2 separate regions of the Mus musculus genome follow, and region 2 is linked to region 1. The links are chromatin loops, found by intact Hi-C in ENCODE. Cell type or tissue: left cerebral cortex. All regions are shown on one strand.

Region 1 (2,500 bases):
GCCCAGGAAGGAGAACACAATAGACCTCTCACCCACTTCTCATCCCCAGGCTCACTCCGTTTCAAAGGCTGCGCGGGCAAGCCTACAAAGCCAGCCTCTTCTGCGGTGCTTTTACGCATTTCTATTTCTTTGTCAAGTGCGAGGGAAACAGGGCTCAACATAGACCGGGTGCGTAGAGGGGTGTGGAGAATTGCTAAGGATAGAACGGAAACGCAAGGCTTTTCTACAAAGTCGAGATCTGTAGACTTACAGGTTATTTAAAAGGAAGAGTCACCTCAAGTCTCCACATCCTGCCAACCCGGGGAGGCAAACAAGAGCTGTGTTCTGCAGGCTCGGCGCCAACGCAACTCTCCCCACACAGGGTCCGCAATGGGAGGGTGGCCTAGAAAGACACCACACACACACACACACACACACACACACACACACACTAGCCTGCCTCACCTTCTCGATCGTCTGGTCTACCGCCTTCTGAAAGACTCGAGCCACTAGCAGCGTGACGCTGGTCACCAGCAGCAGCAGAGACAGCGTCCCCGCCGTGTAGAAGCAGCATCTGCCCATACTGCGCGCAGCTCACCGGCCAGGCCTGGGACCGAACGGCGAGCTGGAACAAGCCTCCGCCAAGGCCGAGCAGCAGCCGCCCAAAGCCCGGGGCCCCTGCGGCTCCCGCACCTTCTCCGTGCGTGTTCAGCCGCTGCCCGCGCAGTGCGCACAGCCCTGGAGTAGATACCGGAATGAGCAGCAGAGCCGGTGCGATCGCGAGTGCCGGGGCCGCCTGGCTTTCGTTTTCTCCGGCTGCTGCAGCCAGGGAGGTGCAGGGAGCGCGCAGAGCGGTGACGCGGGCTGGTGGGGCTCGCCAGCAAGCCGCGGCGGCGGTGATGGTGACGGCTGGCGACTGCGCCGGGAAGCGGGAGGGGCCGGGCGGAGGCCTTCAGTCATGTGCCCTGCAGCGGCCCCTGCGATTCGGCGGGGTTGCGCCTGCATCCTCTCCCTGCAGGCGGCGCGGTCATCCAGGGAACTGAAATCGCCCTTCCCCATTCGCTCTGCCGCTTTCTTTCTCCTTCAGATCTCTGCTGAGGGCCCACGGTGGGCCAAGCATGGGGAACCCCGGCTGGACGCGCGGTTTCCCTTACTCCAGAGGATCTCCCGAGTTCCTTGGAAGATTTAAGTACAATGTAACTAATGCTTTTACAAGGTGCCTGCTGACTTGTGCCTGATTTGTACCTGCAGAGCCTTGTTGGGTTGAACTGGGTCTTCAGGAATAAGTCAGAGTGTGTCCTCAAGAAAGTGAGGAGGAGGCGTTTGCCTCCGCAGACTGAAGGCAAGGGAGTTAACTGTTGAGTAGTCTAGGCCTTATGCTGTAGGGTTTGTGGTGCCAAGCCCTCGGAGATCAGATTTTGAAAGGCTCTGTGTCCTGATAAAGGGCGTTAACAGAGAAGCAAGTCAAGTAGAGCAGGTGTTTGTTGTCTATTTTGTCATCATCAGTTGAATAAGGGTTAGTTCCGTGACTGGCACACACATACAGACACACAAACACGCGGCAGCCCTATTATGAAGCAGAAAGAAGTGCTGTACAGGTTGTAAGAGGAACTGGAGTTGGGATGTGGGGGGTGGGGTGTGATTTCGTTAATGGGAAAAGGCAAGTAGGGAAGCTGGGTGCAAAGTAATACCTACAAGTTCAGCAAAGCCGTGGGGAGAGAGTAGTCCTTGAGGCAAACTGGCATGTCCCCAAATTCTGACATATCTCAGATGTAGACCTGCCTTAAATATCCCTGTTGTGCTTAATCAGCGGACTGGGAGCAACCTTGAGAAGTTAGTCTTTACCAGCTTGGGATAGATTTCAGTCGTGTTCAACAGCTGAGAGGCTCATCAGTCACTAATGCCATCTGCAGGGGAAGATCTGAACTGACATTTTCTTGGCCAGGCCAGTGTCCTTATCATTAAGGAGTCAGCCCACCAGGATGGAAAACACTCAAATAATCGTGACACTGGAGGCAGCCTGTACCATAGAGGGAGACCTTGTCTCAAAAGAGGAAAGAAAACAAGCAAAATAGAAGCACACAAAAGAAGCTCTGTCTTAAAATTGAAAAAATAGATAAAGGAAAAAACCCAGCAGAGTAAAATAAAATCTAAAAGAAAATGGGGGGGGGGAGGTATGTGCAATGAAAAAAATGAATTTAGATGAAAGTTACACTGTTGCTGGTGTACTACATAGTTAGTTAGACTCAGGACAATTGCACCTGCACAGATTTCTCTCTCTCCTCTCCCTCTCCCTCTCCCTCTCCCTCTCCCTCTCCTCCTCCTCCTTCCTCCTCCTCCTCCTCCTCCTCCTCCTCCTCCTCCTCCTCCTCCTCCTCCTCCTCCTCCTCCTCTTCTTCTTCTTCTTCTTCTTCTTCTTCTTCTTCTTCTTCTTCTTCTTCTTCTTCTTCTTCTTCTCCTCGTCATAATTTCCAAACAGTGGTGGTGTCCATGTTATTACTTTGTATTAAGGATTGTAAGT
Region 2 (2,500 bases), 150 kb after region 1:
GATTTCTGAGTTTAAGGCCATCCTGGTCTACAAAGTGAGTTTCAGGACAGCCAGGGCTACACAGAGAAACTCTGACTCGAAAAAACAAAACAAACCAACCAAACAAACAAACAAACAAAAAAGTATTGGTGATCAATTATTTACATTAGAACACATTAGGACAATAGTCCTAATATGTCAACATGATATATTAGACAAGATAAATAAGCAAACTGGATGAAGCTTATGAAGAGATCATTTTTTCAAGCTACAATATAATGAAGAACCATAGTAATTACAAATGACATAAGAAAACATAGGCGAATTGAGCTTGATTTAGTAGTTTGTGACTTTTCGGAGTCTTATGTCAGTAAATATCTGTCTTTTCAGAATGGTTTGGATAGTCAAGAATAACACTTTAAAAATAATAGCACCTTTTTACTGGACTATAATACAATGGTGCTCCTCTGTCTGTCAGATTATCATGTGACATCCTCCTAGCCATGCTTTATTGAGACCATGACCACCCTTCTGCTCTGGCTTCTGAAGGGAGGGTCATGCCCTTTGTATAGAGTGCTTTGTCTACAGGGAGTGGACAATCGCCATCAACACAAAGGTTTGTCCTGAGAAAAGAAACTAGAAGGCAAAAGTGAGCTTCTCTTGGCTTTATTGAGTTGGGTCCCGAGGGATGCTTTGAGGTAGTAGTAATTAAAATTATCTTGCCCCGAGACTAGAAGCTATACATAGAGATTTAAAAAGGATGGATGCTATTCAAACTACAACCCCTAGTTAATCATAAAATCAGTTTAATGATCTTCAACTCAACATCTGAAGAGAGAGAATACCACCTGACATTTAATAGAGGTAAATGGCTTTCTTCTCTTACTGCATGGACTCCCTTCCTGTGAGTAGTGATCAAGATGTTTGCAAGACATGGCTGGGGTGAGAGTATACAGTTCCTGTTAATTTCCTCTGCTGACTTTGATAAAACCGTGTGAAAATTTCCTCCTCTTGCTACAGAGTTAAAGGTAGACATCTAATGTACATCATTGAGCCAAGGAAGACAGCACCTCCCTGTGGTCATCACTGGAATGGCAGTGGAAGCTAAGCTGTGCTGTGCACAAGACAGTAAGTCAATGTGTGGAAGACAGTGCTGCACTGTCTGTCCATTAAGTCTGCCAGCACAGAGACCAGCTTCCTCTATTGCAGCTAACAGGATGGTTGTCATTTATGAAAGGGGTGGTAGCTGCATTACCCTCTATTCTAAATGACCACCCTAAAATAAATAACTAAGGTATAGGAAAAACTGTACCTGAGTTATCTCTGCAAGGCTCTCTAAAGCAGGGGTTCCCCGTCCTGATGCTGTGACCCTTTAATACAGTTCTTCATGTTGTGGTGACCCAACCATAAAATTATTTCATTGCTATTTCATAACTGTAATTTTGCTACTGTTATGAATCATAATATAAATATCTGATATGCAGGATATCTGAAATGCCACCTCTGTGAAAGGGTGAGCAGATCCCAAAGGGTGAGAACTACTGCTCTATGATAACCTAAGTGAACTCATCTTCCAAACATTCACAAAGTAAGACACTGTACAGTAAGTGGAACGCAACCACTTAAGGCAAACATCAACACCCTTCTCAGGGATGCAGAACATGACCTCCTCTGAAAGGCAACTCTTGTTTTTCTAGTTTTAGGAATTTCACTGTTTTCAAATGGTTGAAATTAACAAAAATCTAAGCTCTGAATAAATGGTTGATAATAATATGGAATCATGGAGATGGTGGGCATCCTGGAGCTGGAGCTGTGGGCTCCAGGGACTGGGAACCATATGCTGTGGGTGGCAGTAACTGAACTCAGGTCTCTCTGTAAAAGCAGTACACAATCTTGACTGCTGAGCCATCTCTCCAGACTCACCTCCTGCAAAATATTATTATCTGCTTTTAAAGAGAAATTATATGATGAAATAGGAAGACTGAGTTTCCTAATTTTTACTTTATTATTTTGAGTAATCTTAAAGTTTAGTTTTCTAGACACAAAAATGACTAGAAGTTGAAGGGATGAATTAAGCCCCCAAAGCATTGGTGGGAGACACAGACAGCTGGCCACACTTGCCAAGCCAAGCCTTAGCAAAAGATAAATGGCATAGTTCTATTCTTTACTTTTAACTCAATTTTGTGGTAGTGAGGATTAATCTAGAGCTTCAGGCATGCAGGAGTAGTGTTGTCCCTACACTCTGTGCTACTCAATTTATTATCTAGAAATTACCTGAAAAATATTTCTCAATCACTTTATAATGAATTTAAACATCAACTTAAATAAAAGTTTATAAGTTAACATATAATTTAGCATGTTTGTTTACCAACTAACACTGATTTTAAAAATATTCCTTTAGTTAGAAATTATTGATTGTTCATTTTCAAACAAACTATTAAAAATGATTCAATGTGCAAAAAAACAGCCCTTGGAAGTGATGTTTAAACTGACCTTATCTTCATACATCCTTTTGGACTCC

Evidence for each region. A loop is a pair of places that touch in the nucleus more often than their neighbours do. Peaks named below come from ENCODE experiments on the same cell type or tissue, not always from the same donor. Only the 100,000 strongest peaks of a DNase experiment are listed, where the experiment ranks them.
Region 2: a loop joins it to region 1, with 2.9 times the contacts of the local background. A loop is called at or near these places in 12 of 42 quality-filtered maps.

Annotation. Positions count from the first base shown.
Region 1 is chr5:92,504,748-92,507,247 of GRCm38, forward strand. Scarb2 (scavenger receptor class B, member 2) reads right to left here and starts at 910. Exons shown (of 12, transcript NM_007644.4): 1 at 445-910. The coding sequence starts at 561. In left cerebral cortex, CTCF peaks have their summits at 999 and 1,899 (motif pointing left); DNase peaks (open chromatin) are centred at 244, 921, 1,563 and 1,846; H3K4me3 peaks cover 1,872 bases; H3K27ac peaks cover 1,874 bases.
Region 2 is chr5:92,655,397-92,657,896 of GRCm38, forward strand. Ccdc158 (coiled-coil domain containing 158) reads right to left here. Exons shown (of 25, transcript NM_001360018.1): 9 at 2,473-2,500. Among named protein-coding and RNA genes, the nearest start is that of Ccdc158, 18 kb to the right of the region's middle. In left cerebral cortex, a CTCF peak has its summit at 1,061; a DNase peak (open chromatin) is centred at 1,061.